Regions from separate parts of the Homo sapiens genome. Here regions 2, 3 and 4 are each linked to region 1. A link is a contact called in ENCODE Hi-C or POLR2A ChIA-PET data. All regions are on one chromosome and are shown on one strand. The core of a region is the stretch at or near the end of the contact, and the rest is flanking DNA. Distances in the headings are between cores, read along the strand shown.

The links. A loop is a pair of places that touch in the nucleus more often than their neighbours do. ChIA-PET counts read pairs that join two places held with the same protein, here RNA polymerase II (POLR2A). Pooled maps may share reads with other maps.
Region 2: a map of PC-9 shows a loop between it and region 1 (4-fold over the local background). The contact joins two enhancer-like sites. A Hi-C loop is called at or near these places in 1 of 168 maps with a recorded cell type or tissue (PC-9) and 4 of 50 pooled maps. POLR2A ChIA-PET finds 5 or more read pairs at or near these places in 1 of 52 experiments (naive thymus-derived CD4-positive, alpha-beta T cell).
Region 3: a loop to region 1 is called in a map with no recorded cell type, with 5 times the contacts of the local background. The contact joins two enhancer-like sites. A Hi-C loop is called at or near these places in 4 of 37 single-sample maps with no recorded cell type and 4 of 50 pooled maps. POLR2A ChIA-PET finds 5 or more read pairs at or near these places in 3 of 52 experiments (Panc1 and activated CD4-positive, alpha-beta T cell).
Region 4: a loop to region 1 is called in a map of PC-3, with 7 times the contacts of the local background. The contact joins two enhancer-like sites. A Hi-C loop is called at or near these places in 5 of 168 maps with a recorded cell type or tissue (GM23248, IMR-90, PC-3 and 2 more) and 2 of 50 pooled maps. POLR2A ChIA-PET finds 5 or more read pairs at or near these places in 10 of 52 experiments (AG04449, AG04450, BJ and 6 more).

The regions. Positions count from the first base shown.
Region 1 is chr1:198,679,968-198,683,520 of GRCh38, reverse strand. All of the region lies in intron 2 of PTPRC (protein tyrosine phosphatase receptor type C), which reads right to left. It also overlaps the pseudogene PEBP1P3. Among named protein-coding and RNA genes, the nearest start is that of PTPRC-AS1, 15 kb to the right of the region's middle. RefSeq lists an enhancer at 1,281-1,851. Within about 2 kb of position 2,105, at least 16 of the 41 ENCODE cell types and tissues checked have a DNase peak (open chromatin) inside an H3K27ac peak, as active enhancers do; they include PC-9, where a contact is called at or near this core.
Region 2 is chr1:198,441,750-198,445,302 of GRCh38, reverse strand. No RefSeq gene overlaps it. Among named protein-coding and RNA genes, the nearest start is that of ATP6V1G3, 97 kb to the left of the region's middle. Within about 2 kb of position 1,767, at least 5 of the 41 ENCODE cell types and tissues checked have a DNase peak (open chromatin) inside an H3K27ac peak, as active enhancers do; they include PC-9, where a contact is called at or near this core.
Region 3 is chr1:198,917,878-198,921,430 of GRCh38, reverse strand. The region is part of intron 1 of MIR181A1HG (MIR181A1 host gene); the gene reads left to right. Among named protein-coding and RNA genes, the nearest start is that of MIR181A1HG, 18 kb to the left of the region's middle. RefSeq lists an enhancer at 1,487-1,576. Within about 2 kb of position 1,595, at least 5 of the 41 ENCODE cell types and tissues checked have a DNase peak (open chromatin) inside an H3K27ac peak, as active enhancers do.
Region 4 is chr1:198,496,060-198,499,612 of GRCh38, reverse strand. The region is part of intron 1 of LOC105371677 (a long non-coding RNA gene); the gene reads left to right. Among named protein-coding and RNA genes, the nearest start is that of ATP6V1G3, 43 kb to the left of the region's middle. Within about 2 kb of position 1,710, at least 2 of the 41 ENCODE cell types and tissues checked have a DNase peak (open chromatin) inside an H3K27ac peak, as active enhancers do.

The DNA of each region.
Region 1 (3,553 bases), core at 856-3,355:
CCCATATTAATTATCTTTTTGCTTCTTATGAAAATGTCTGTTTTCATTTACCTAAATCCAGGGATATATACCTGATTTATGCAATATACTTCAGATAGCAAAAACCATTTAATTATATTAATCCCTTAGTAAGTGTATGTTTTTGTAGCTCTTTGCTTCCTCTAGGATAGGTTACGATCATCATTAAAGAACAAAGAATCATCAAAAGATGTTTGCATAAGTGGTGAAATCTTTTATTAGTGTATTTGGTGCTATCAACAGTGTTTACTATTTAATAAGCGGGTACTATGTGAATGGCACTGTCCTAAATACTGTTACATATTATTTTATCTAATCATTATAGAAATCCTACAAAGTAGATGGTATTCTCTTCTTTTCACAGATGAAAGCTCAAAATCATAAAAACGTGTATGCAAGGCTAAATAAAGAACTTGTAGCAAAATGAGTCTAGATTTAAATGCAGATCTGTCTGACTGTAAAAACCCCCATGCTTGTTCAACTGCATTGCACTGTAAGGAAAAAATATTTAATGCTAAATCCAGTATTTGTGCTAAAGAGCTATTAGGGACTCAAAAATGAGTAAATATTATGTATAACCATCAAAATGGGATTCAGAGTACCACACATTAAAACTTATTGTTAAAAAGTGTAAATTGCTGGACAATGACTACAAAAGGGGTAGATTCTTATTTTTCAGAAAAATGGGAAGAAAAGTGAACAGGCCTATGCCTAACAAAAATGGTAGCATGAACTTGTCTGTCCTTCAGTATTTTTACCCAAATCTTTAAGGAAGGAAAAATAGTAGAACATGCAAAAAAAAGTTATGATTATATTATGTCTGTACTTTGAAACAAAGGAAAACATACAAAAGCCTTTGCTGATCAACCTATACCTTGTAAAAGAAGTGGGGTGAGGGAAAGAATAGGTAAATGAAGCTCCCCATAGAAAATAAACAGTGCTAGGACAGTGAGTGTCTGTGAATTTAATCTAGTTATGTAGAAACGTGTTTACAGCACCAACCACAACCCTTTCTAAATGAGCCAGGAGATGAATTAAAATTGTACTTTTTTTTGTGAACTAACTACAATATAATAAAAAAAAGCAGAAAATAAATGCTAGATTATAGGGAGTCCACCTAATAGAAACTAATCTCCCATCTCACAAACAGAATAAAATGTCTGCTGAGGCTGCACAAAAGCCTCCCACTCCTAAAGCTGAGGACAATAAAAGCAAAGGCTGATAAATGCACTGCTTATTTCTTCTTATTTCCCTTTAATGAAAACTCTGAACAGAAACACTTGGCTTACTTTCAAAATCATTAAAGGAACCCAGGCATAATGGGAAAAGCTACACTTTCAAATAGAAGAGGTTTTCAATGTGTTGTTCTCATAAGACTGCTGTTTGCACAGCTAAAAGCTAACAGCAGTGTCTTTACTGCTCTTGTGGTTTCTTCTCTTCGGTGTACTTCTGTTTTTCTTATTCTGAGTCTTTATAGGAAAGGAAGAGGCGCAGCTCATGCGGTTAAGCACACAGGCGCTACCAAATGGTGCAATAGGTTGCCATAGCACCAGCATAATCAGCCCTATCTCGGGGTTAAAACCACAACTTCTCTAGTTGACGTTGAAGCTGCCTGACTATACATTTAACTGCTACAAAATGCTGAATTTCAGATTGATTTGTGTTTGCTTCAATAAAAATGTATTTCAAAAGTAAGGTTAGTTTTATTATGTGATTTATTTCAGAAGCACTTCATTTTGAAAAGCACTCACAAATGATATTTTAATGACAAAAATAAGTTAAACCTAATATTATATTTAAAAACATAAAAAGTCACCATTGATTTGGCCAGCAACTAAGCTTTATTAATTCATTACATTATGCAACTTGGAGAAAATAGATCACAAAGAAAAAAGTAAGACAAAATGTTTATTTGTAAATAGAACTCACATTCCTTTACCACTAGATAATGAAATGATAAAATATAGTCTAGGCAAGGATATTTCCTATTTGTTCAGCAACACTATCACCACATATGAAATACGACCCTACCAGTAGGAAACATCACATTGCACCCTTTGCAAGCAAATGCACTGAAGTAAGTTGAATGGCTCCTTAAATACACACTTGATAGTCTCAAGAAAGATAATGCCTGAAAAAACAGACATGTGTAGAAACATTTTGCTGCCTTGTCACATTCCCTGATACCCTGCAGCTCTAGTTGGTAACCATTTTCCATGCTGTATATTCCTATCAATTGTCTTATGTTTTGACCAAATAATTATTTCATAAGATAGAAAATATTAAAATAATATATTAACATTCGTAAATAATAAATCCTGAAAAGGATCATGAGATCCTTTTCATTTAACTTCTTTGGGAAAATTCATATTGGGCCAGCTCTTCATCCCTTTGTACATCAGAAAATGGTTTCTCTATCTTTAGTAAAGAAGGAACATTTACCGAATACCTACTATTTGATACATTGTCTTATACAATCCTCATAATATCTCTATGTGATAAGCATTATTATTCTTGTTTTATAAAGGACAAAAGGAAGACACAGCTGGTTTAAATATATTGCTTCGAATATAGAGTAACAGTGTAAAAACTCAATCCCAGGTCTACTAGAATCCAAAGCTCCTGCATTTTCTCCTAACTCCATAATGCTGCCTCCTGGGAATAGAGGATTCAGAGCATCTATTTCACATCATTCTCCTGAATTTCGGTACACAGTCCTTGAATTCCTCCTATCTGTGGTCTGTGGCTTCCTTTTCCTTTCCATTGCCTTTACCCTGGTCCAGGTACTTATCATGTCCTATTTCAATAATGTTTATACTCAGTTTCTAAACTGACAACTTCCTCCATCCCTTCCCCATGCATGCTAGATACCGCCACATTGATCTGCTTGTAAAATGCACTGATGTGTCTCTTTCCTGTTAAAATATTTTAGTAGGAGATTCCAAAGTCTTTACGATTCACTTTACATCAATTCCTCTGAACTTTATATAACTTTACATCATTCCTCTTCAGTTAAAAGGAGATTGTTGTATCTATTTTTTTTTTTTTTTCTGAGAGAGTTTTGCTCTGTGGCCCAGGCTGGAGTGCCGTGGCACTATCTCAGCTCACTGCAACCTCCGCCTGCCGGGTTCACGCGGTTCTCCTGCCTCAGCCTCCTGAGTATATGGGATTACAAACATGCGCCACTACACCCGGCTAATATTTGTATTTTCAGTAGAGACGGGGCTTCACCATGTTGTCCAGGCTGGTCTCGAACTCCGTCCTTAGGTAATCCGCCTGCCTCGGCCTCCCAATGTTGTGGCTATTAAACAAGACAGTTTGTGAAGCCTTTAATAATATTTTTAAAATCCTATAAATGAGCCCCGGCTTCCCTGGCTAGTTTTCAGAGGCTGCCGAGTCGCCGCTGCGCCTGCGCCTTGCCTAGTGGCACTCCCAGCTGCGCGCTGCGTTCTTGCACAGCCATGCCAGGGACCTCAGCAAGCGGTCCAGGCCCTTGAGCCTGCAGGAAGTGGACGGGCAGCCGCAGCACTCGCTG
Region 2 (3,553 bases), core at 518-3,017, 240 kb after region 1:
TTTATAACATTTTAACAGCATATCAAGACACTTTTTCTATTCAAAAACAAATAAGTAAATAATCTGAATAATCAGAGTCCATTTTAACTTTCCCAAAACTGAAAAGGATACTGTTCTATTTTCTTTTGGTTCTGTTCATCTTATAAAAAATGTAATTTAACATGCCTCTCCCTTCCTGTTTTTACCCCAAAGTAGGATTATTATAAAAACACTCTATGCTGTTACTTCTGGAAGGCATAAAGCCAGGAAGCTCTTACAGTGTTATGGGAATGCCTAATCTCATGAGCTTGCCAGCCTTATTTAAACTATGAGGGTGGGAAAGGATGCAAATCACGTCACAGCAAATTCTTCAACTGTTAGTTCAGAACAATTTCCATTATGAAGAATTCACTAATAACACAAAATGATAAAATCAGTTGTATTATTCTGTAGGTTAAATGAAGAAACAGATTTTAATTCCAAAAGACTGTCCCCCATAATTTGGGTCATTGTCCATCAAGTCATTTGTTTAATTCTGTTTATTTGAATTTGGTTTCTTAATAATTCCTCAAATTTTCAATTTTCTACAAGAATTTTATAGAAAATAGATTTCCCTCTCAACGTTTATAAACTTAGCTTCAATAAATTTAACTTGCTAATTACTATTCACTTTAATTTGAAAATACAAAGGATGATTATATCCCAAGAATCTCAAAACTTTATTTTTTCCTGAAATTTTTTCCATAGCCAATAGAATTCAGATATAAGAATAAGAATGTCTCATGTTTAATAATATGAAAAAGTTATATTCTGAAGCATTTTATTTTGTAGCATACTATTTTTGAATCATAATAGAGAGAGGTAGCTGTTGGTTCTATATGTTACTTCCTTTGATAGCTACTACTTCCATGCATAATGTATATCAATTTTATTACTAATAATGAAACCAAATTAGTGGAAATGCTGAAGTGAATGGAAAATGCTATGCATTTAAAACAAACCCATTAAGAATCAATGCCCCATTTTGTTTTAGAAATAACTGACAATTTCCAATTATTTTTAAAACAGCAAATTGAATTATTGGATCTTTAGAACTGTTTTTATTCACTTTCAATACTAATTATTTATAGGCTAATCATTCTTAGCTCTCTGTCTACATTTTTCTGCAGATGCTATAAGAAAAATTTTTCAAGTTGAACCATGTTATGATAGATTATACTTATTTAGTAAAAAGGAGACAGGAATGGTTGAGTGCTCTGAACTGTTGACATGGCTGATCGCTAATCACTTTACATCTTACATGAAGTACTGCTTCTTCCCTACTATGACAGACAGAAGAAATATGCTTGTAACAATGGTTACTAACATTTTTTCAGAAAATGTTGATAACCCAAAGCTAGCTGCTGTCCCATCATAGAATATTTTGTCTTGTTTTCCTCCTGGATGTAGTCCTTCAGATTTTCCACAGTGATTCCCTACATCCATAAAAGGTCAAAAGCATGAAACCGCCTACTGATGTAGTTTAATATTCACATTTTATAGGTGAAGAAACTGGGGCACAGAGAAGTTAACTTACACTCAGGTAATTAGTTTCAGGGCTAGAACTGGAACCAAAACTCAAGATTCAGAGTTCCTGCATCAACAACTTCTCCAAGGATAATTCCATTCTATTCTGCACTCTCACTAGATTCCGTATCAACTTGTCATGAGTTGACTCAGAGAATTGACTCATAGCGTCAACAATAGCACAAAAGCCATACCTTGCAACATCCTGCCATACAACACCCTCTTGCCAGATCCAAGAACTTGCTTACTTCAGTGTCATTAACTTATGAAGATATCGATTCCCTAACTTGAGCTGACAGGGCATCATTGTTCTTTACCTTTGTGACTCACATTACTTTTCTCACATTGCTTTTATAAATACTCTGCTTTTGCCATATTTTATCATAAAACATTAGTCTTCTGGTTGGAGGGGGTTGGAAAGAAAGCACTTTCTTGACTCCCTAAGATACTACAATTTTGGACATATCATGATTAAAGAAAAAATTGAAAAATTTAAGTGGTAAAATTAAAACATTAAACAAATAAGATGTTGCCTAAGAAAAATACACAATTTTATTATAAAGACAGTACAAAACAATAGTGTATTTGAAAACTAATAAATATCCTTCAATGCATGCTTTTTGACCTGTTAATTAGAAGAGTATATGCCGGGTTATTTTTCTGTAGTTAAGACAGGTAGGAAAACCCACGACACAAAAATAAAGATCATGTCATTTCTGTCCTGTGTGGAAAATAATATATTATGTTTTTTTCTATTAAAATCCTTTTTTCTTCCATTTTTAGTGACTGTAATAATTTTCTCTATATATCTATGAAGTTCTATATGCTAAACTAAGGGTTGTATACTAAACAATGTCTAATCTGTGCATATCAACATACATGTGGACACCTGTACACATACACACAACTAAATCACCATTCAATAAATTCGTCATTTTGGTTCTATTTGGCTGCCACACTCAAATACCTTTCAAAAGGATAGAGCCATGAGCAGAGAAAATGAAAAGACAGAAGTGAGGCCTAAAAGTAATTATTATTTGAGAAAAAAAATTAGCTGTAAACATTTGCATTTTTAAGAGGAGACTCATAGAGGACATAATGTTATTTTAAAATAATAATTATTACTGCTATTAAATTAATACATGAATGAGTATATTTTAAATCCAGTATGAGTCTTAACTTCTAGAATTATCTCCCTTATCCCCTAGTCCCACTTCACAAAAGTTGTCATTTTTAAACAGTTTTAGTGCACCCTTCCAGGACATTTTATGATGGCATATTAAAAACATCTGAAGTGTTTTCTTATTTTTAAAAAACGCCTCTTCTGGCTGGGTGCTGTGGCTCACGCCTGTAATCCCAGCATTTTGGGAGGCCGAGGTAGGTGGATCACAAGTTCAGGAGATCGAGACCATTCTGGCTAACATGGTGAAACCCCATCTCTATTAAAAAAGACAAAAAAATTAGCCGGGCGTGGTGGTGGGCACCTGTAGTCCCAGCTACTCGGGAGGCTGAGGCAGGAGAATGGCGTGAACCCGGGAGGCAGAGCCTGCAGTGAGCCAAGATCGCACCACTGCACTCCAGCCTGGGTGACAGAGCAAGACTCTGTCACAAAAATAAATAAATAAATAAATAAATAATGCCTCTTCTAAATGGCTGCAGGAAGAAAAGCAGGAAAAATAGGATTCATAGACAGGAGACAAATACACATAGTACCCCAATATAAGAAAGGAAGGTCCTTCTTGTGGAGGGTAGTAGATTTCCAACAAATGAGTTATTAGGTTTATCAACTGGTGGTAGAAAAGAAGCAAATCTTGTATCAAAGGATTCAAACATTGAATGAAATCTTTTATGTCCTCTCCAACCTCAAGAAACTAAAGAAATTAAAATATTCAGATTACATATATTTTAAATAATGTTTGAAAGCAAATTCTTTGTTTCCATAATTTTTATTGGGATTCAGTCAGAAGTTTCTTCTGACTTAAATTATTAAATCTATGAAGAATATTAT
Region 3 (3,553 bases), core at 346-2,845, 240 kb before region 1:
TAATTAATTCTTCTTTTATATTCAAAATATATCTTCTGCATGTTTGCAGAACATTTTATTATAAAAATCGTAAATTTGTGGATAGCAATAAATTTCAGGGAATTACATTTTTTAAGTTGTCCTTATTCAATACTTTGCTAATATAATTGATATTCATAATGATGACCAGAGGAGTAAATATTCTAAAGATTTAGAATTATAAAAATAAACACTAAATTGGCCAGGCACAGGGGCTCATGCCTATAATCCCAGCACTTTGGGAGGCTGAGGCAGGTGGATCACTTGAGGTCAGGAGTTTGAGACCAGAGTGGCCAACATGGCAAAACCTCATCTCTACTAAAAATATAAAAATTAGCCGGGCATGGCGGTGTGCACCTGTAGTGCCAGCTAGTGAGGAGGCTCAGGCAGGAGAATTGCTTGAACCTAGGATGCGGAGGTTACAATGAGTCAAGGTCACACCACTGCACTCCAGCCTGGGCAACAGAGTAAGACTCCATCTCCAAAAAAAAAAAAAAAGGAAAATAAAAAATAAAAATAAACACTAAACTATGTTTAGTGTGATATTATAATAAAATCTAGAGTTTTTAAAATGAGACTCCAAGAATTAATCAAATGTATCAGTTTCAGAAAAAAACCTGCATTTCTGTATCAATATTTCCTATGACATTCTTAGGGCATTTTATTAAATCCCATAATTACTTCTTTCTCTGATAGTATGTAAAAAATGTTGTTATTAGTTTACTAAAGTAATATTTTCCCCAGTTCTTAAGGATGTGCATGCCATGAAAGAAAAGAAAATCACCAAGCAGGGACATTTTCTATGTGATCAAAGAAGTAGCAGCTGCGGTAGGATGTTTGTTCCAATAAATGTACAGGCCTTTGGAAGAGTTCAGATATACTACAAATAACACTGGAATCTTAACATTCATTCATGTCATTCTCAATGTTTCAGGATCTATCTTCATCAAATCAATGATATCATTGAGAGTTTAGATGGGCATAGCATAAATACAATTAGCATAACCACTGACCACATGATCTGATCCAATACACTATGACGTATGATTTCCTCAAGAATCTTCAAGATTAGGACGGTGCTCCTTTTGACACCCTATGCCACATAGCTTTTTCAGCAAACCTTAGACCTAAAAACTAGTGGTTTCAGAATCATTTCAGAGCAGGAGAAGTGGTAGGATGCCATGATGCTCTTGGAGCTAGACAGATGAAGACAGAATACTCTCATCAAACTGTAAATTCTGGAATGGCTTGGACTCTCATAGCAGCAGTAGTTTATGGAACCACTGATTTTAGAAAATTGGTCATCTGACACCCTCCAATTGACAAGTGAGTTCTCACCACTTGTCATGTTAAAACTTGGGACTACATTTCTGAGATTCTTGTTCTTACCACTGAAGCTTGATACTAATTCCATCCCGTTCATCAATGTCACCATCATTATCTTTTTATTTCTCTATATGCCAAACAAATGTGAAAGAGCTTAGTTTGATTTTTTACTGATCCACAATTAACCTGAAGAATACAGGCGTGCCTCAGAGATTTTGTGGTTTCAGTTTCAGACTACTGCAATGAAGCAAATATTGCAATAAAGTGAGTCACATGAATTTTCTAGTTTCCCGGTGCATATGAAAGTGTGTTTACCCTATATGATAATGAGTTAAGTGTGAAATGGCATTATGTAAAAAAATTGCATATCTTAATTTAAAATATTGTTAAAAATGCTAAAGATTGTCTGAACCTTCAGAGTTGTAATCTTTTTGCTGGTTTTGGGTATTGCTTCAATGTTGATGGCTGTTAACTGGTGAGGTGGGTGGTTGCTGAAGTTTGGGATGGCTGTGGTAATTTCTGAAAATAAGACACCAGTGAAGCTCAGCACACTGATTTACTCTTCTTTTCATTAAAGAGTTATCTGTACCATGCAATGCTGTTTGGTAGCATTTTACCCATAGTAGAACATCTTTCAAAATTGAAGTAAGTCCTCTCAAAATCTGCATCTGCTTTGCCAACTAAATTGATGTAATATTCTAAATCCTTTGTTGTAATTTCAACAATATTTACAGCATCTTCACCAGGAGTAGATTCCACCTTAAGAAACCACTTTCTTTGCTTGTCCATTAGAAGCAGTTCCTCATTCATTAAAGTTTTATCATGAGATTGCAGCAATTTAATCACGTCTTCAAGCTCGGCTTCTAATTCTTGTTGTCCTGCCATTGGCACTACATCTGCAGTTACTTCCTCCACTGAAGTCTTGGAACTCCTCAAAGTAATCCATGAGGGTTGTAATCAACTTCCTCTAAACTCCTGTTATTATTAATAATTTGACCTCCTCCTATGAATCACAAATGTTCTCTACGGCATTTACTATGATGAATCATTTTCAGAAGGTTTCCAATTTACTGAGATCCCTCAGAGGAATTACTATCTGTGGCGGTGATAGCCTTACAAAATGTATTTCTTAAATAATAAGATTACACCTTGATCCATGGGCGGCAGAATAGATGCTGTGTTAGTAGGCATGAAAACAACATTAATCTTCTTGCATTAGAGCTTTATCAGAGCTCTTGGGTGACCAAGTACATTCTCAATGAGCAGTAATATTTTAAAAGAAAATTATATTTCTGAGCAGTAGGTCTCAATAGTGGGCTTAAAATACAGCATGTCAACCATACTGTAAATAGATATGCTGCCACCCAGGCTTTGTTGTTCCATTTATAGAGAACAAGTGGAGTAGATTTAGCATAATTCCTAAGGGCCCTAGAAATTTTGGAATGGTAAATGAGCATTGGCTTCAAATTAAAGTCACCAGCTTCATTAGCTTCCAACAAGAGAGTCAGCTTGTTTTTTGAAGCTTTGAAGCCAGGCATTGACTTCTCCTCTCTCACTGTGAAAGTTATAGGTGGCATCTTCTTTCAATAGAAGACTGTATTATGTACATTGAAATTATATATTTTTAGTGTAGCCACCTTTTTTAATTATCTTAGCTAAATCTTCTGGATGACTTGGTGCAGCTTCTACATCAGCACTTGCTCTGTAACTTTGCACTTTTATGTTACAGAAACAGTTTCTCTCCTTAAACCTCATGAACCAACCTCTACTAGCATCCAACTTTTTTCTGCAGCTTCTTCGCCTCTCTCAGACTTCATAGAATTGAAGAGTTAGAGTATTGCTCTGGATTACGCTTTGGCTTATGGGAATGTTGTGGCTGGTTTGATCTCCTATCCAGACCACTCAGACTTTCTCCAAATCAGCAATAAGGCTGTTTTGCTTTCTTATCATTTGTGTGTTCAGTGAAGTAGCCCTTTTAATTTCCTGGAGAACTTTTCCTTTGCATTCACAACTTGGCTAACTAGCACAAGAGGCCTAGCTCTTGGTCTGTCACAGCTTGCCACATGCATTCCTCACCCAGTTTAATCATTTCTAGCTTTAAATTTAAAATGAGAGATGTGGTTCTATCTTTCACCTAAACACTTACAGGCCATTGTAGGGTTGGCCTAATTTCAATATTGCTGTGTCTCAAGGAAGAAGCAGGCCCAAG
Region 4 (3,553 bases), core at 461-2,960, 180 kb after region 1:
TATTCATCTTATATTGGTTTTAAATCCCTGGAGCTTTCTCCTGATTATAGAAGTAATATATACTTGCTTTATTTTAATTTCCTAATTTCCTTTTGCATCTTATTTCCCCCTAATTCAAATGGTCATAAGTCTCACTAAATGCCTCCACAGATACCTTTATTAGGATAATTCCATTTCTCCCCATTTTCATGCCTTTAATAATACAATATATAACTTTAACAGTCAAGTATAATTTTAATAACTTTTTTATTTTCCACCATTTATTTGGTTTTATATATTTACTAGATTTTCTTTATTTCCTCTTAACAGCTTTACATGTTTGCACCTCATCTTCTATTTTTGTTAAAGAAACGTAATCTTCTACTTACAAAGTTATTATTTTCACTATTTTACAGAACAAAAAATTGAGGCCTCAAAAGGTTAGAAAAAACTTTCCCAAGATTACATAGCTAAATTTGTGGAGCTGGAATTTAAGCTCATGCCTGTGGATTTCATAACCCAGTATCTACTACACTAAACAGCCTCAGACAGGCAACTCCACCTAAAGCAAGCCTGGGGCACAGGTAAAGAGGAATGCTGTTCCCAGAAGGGTTTCTAAAGCATCTACATGAAAATGAAGAATGTGCAACACCTTATCTTAGAGATTATTCATTTACTGAGTTCAGGTCAGGGCTGATAGCCAGGCATAGCAGCTTCTTGAAACTTTTGAGAAAGAGCTAGAGTCATTTTAAATGGAAGAAGTAAGCACCATAAAAAAACAGAAAATAGAAACTATGGCTCTAGTCAACCTACTGTGAACCTTAGAATATTCATGATTCTGGGCACATAAAATCTGGCTTCCAGAAACATATCAGAAAAGATTCACACCTCTTTTTGACTTAGATAAAATTAAATTTATTTCTTGCAATTTTCCTTTTTCTGTAACTTTTTGTTTGGAAATGCAGCCACAGGCATAAATTTTCATATCCCAACAGGCTCCACAAACTGAAGACAATCTAAGTTTAGCAGTCATATTCATATTCAAATCTATTCCTTTACTAATTCCACAGATATTGCCAGGTATTTGATCATAGTTACTTGAGATACAACAGTGGAAAACAGTCCCAGATCCCTCACCTCATTGAGTTTATATTCTAGCAGGAAGACAAGACAAGGTTTTAAAAAATGTAAAAAACTAAGTTATATTTTCAAGTTAGAAGGTGATGAATGTTATGAGAATTCCTAGAAGTTGTAGAGCAGGATGTATTATTCAGTATGGTTGGCCTCATTGTGTAGGTGACATTCATGCAAAACTTGAAGAAGAGGAGGTCAAGGCGATTTTTGGCATATGATAGATTGCAATTTTGTCTAAAACATATCATGCCTCTCTTTTTGAGATTATAAATTCCTGACCAATTGACATAAATTCCTGCCCACAACTTTTTTAGCTAAAGAAATGTGATTGGGATGATGTATCCATTTCCAAGAAGCTTTAAGAGCCACATTCTTTCATGTTTTCCCACATTTCCTTTTTATCTGCCACTAGATTTTTAATGTCCAGATAAGGGCTCATCCTTTGGCCTGGGTACAATCCTAGCACAATTTGGAAAGCTATTGGTGGTGAAACTTTGGCAAAATATAAATCTTTGTTTTTATGTGCCATGAAGATTTGGGATTCTTCTAAGCTCCCTCATGCCTACACAAGAGCTTTCAGGAAGAGGAAACAACTTAAGCAAAGGCCCTGAGGCGGGAGCATGCCTAGTGTGATTGAGGAACAGAAACAGGTCAGAAAAGTAGAAGTAGAGTGAGAAGTGGGAGATTAGCAGGAGAGACATTCAAAAATAAAACTACAGCATGTAGCCCATGGTAGGAAATTTGGCTTTCACACTGAATAAACTGATGAGTCATCCGATCTAAGTAGAAGAGTGAAATGGTCTGATTTCAGTGTTCAAAGGATCACTTTGCTCTATTGAAAATAAACTAAAGCATGATAAGGACAGTTATTGGTAGAAATCTTGGGAGGCTATCGGCAAGAGATGATGGTGGCAGCAAGGATGAGGGTACCAGCAGTAGCAGAGGTCATGATGAGAAGTTAGATTCTGAAAATCTAATCTGCTCAGTGGAGGGTGGCAGCTGGAGATTCTGGGCACTAGCTGTCATGCTCCCAGGGCTCTGTCTGTGAGGACTGAATAAAGCAGTAACTCATTTGTGTATGTGTATGTGTATGTGTATGTGTATGTGTATGTGTATGTGTATGTATGCATGTGTATGTATGTGGACACAGTGAAGAGGCAACAAAGACAAAGCAGACAGTCTAGGGCTCAGAGCAAACACAAGGCAGACAGTCCAGGGCTTAGAGTAATTTTGGGACAAATAAAAAACAAAATTGTAACCAGAAACCAGAATAAGTGTCGAGGAATTGAACTGTCACATATTTTGAGAACTAAAGAAAAGCCATACTCAGAGGCATATAGTTGCCCCAGGACGTACTTTATACCCAAAGATTCACCTACGCCCACTAGGAGTTAACAACCCCTATCAGGACTCATGTATTCCACAGATGCTAAGATGCCATAGTTACAAAAGCTCCAGATTCTACCTTGGCTGCTCTGGATCACGGAAAATTCCTGTGCCTATGCCAGCAGCTGGGGTTGTCAAAGCTGACTTGGACTCTGGGCATGGTGGCTCATGCTTGTAATCCCAGCAGTTTGGGAGGCCAAGGCAGGGAGATTGCTTGAGTACAGGAGTCCAAGATCAGCCTGGGCAACATGGTGAGATGCCATCCCTGCAAAAAATAAAAAATAAGCTGGGCTCAGTGGCCTACACCTGTAGTACTAGGGAGGCTTAGGTGGAAGGATCACTTGAACCCAGGAGGTCAAACCTGCACTGCAGCCTGAGCAAGAGCAAGACCATGGCTTAAAAAAAAAAAAAAAAATTAAAACATAAAAAAAAGCTGATTTGGTATGACTCATCCTTAGTTGTCTAACCGCAAATAAAATAAATATCTCTTAAGCATTCTTCTTCACAAAGCTCATGATTTCTCTTACAATTATTCATTCAGTTAACAAGTATTAAACACCAACGATAATTAGAACCCAGTCTAGGAGCTGGAATTAAAAACATAAACAAGAAAATACAACATGTCTACCTATCTTGAAAAATTCTTCATCAAATGTGAAACCAGCATGGGAATGGAAAATGGTACCACAATATGATGGAAGTATAGGAACGCTGTGGATGCAGTGCTGCAGCAGTGGAGAGGTGGAGACACGGCAGCAAGAGGGGAAAGGCATCTCCAGGAAGGTAGCAATTGAGCAGACCTCAAAGGTTAAGGAGGAATTTGCTAATAAAAGGGATGGGAGGTATGTAAAACCAGAAAACAGAATAAATGTCTAGGTTAGGCCATGTCATTTTGTTAGCTCTTTTTGGTAAAAATTTTATAAACAAGATCCAATTGAAAACTGAAAACTAATATTTTGTCATGTCATCGACATCCAATTTTAAATTCTCTATATCATCTTTTATAAGTACTATAGTCTTTATCAATTGGATGAATTATTTCACCTTTCCCTAT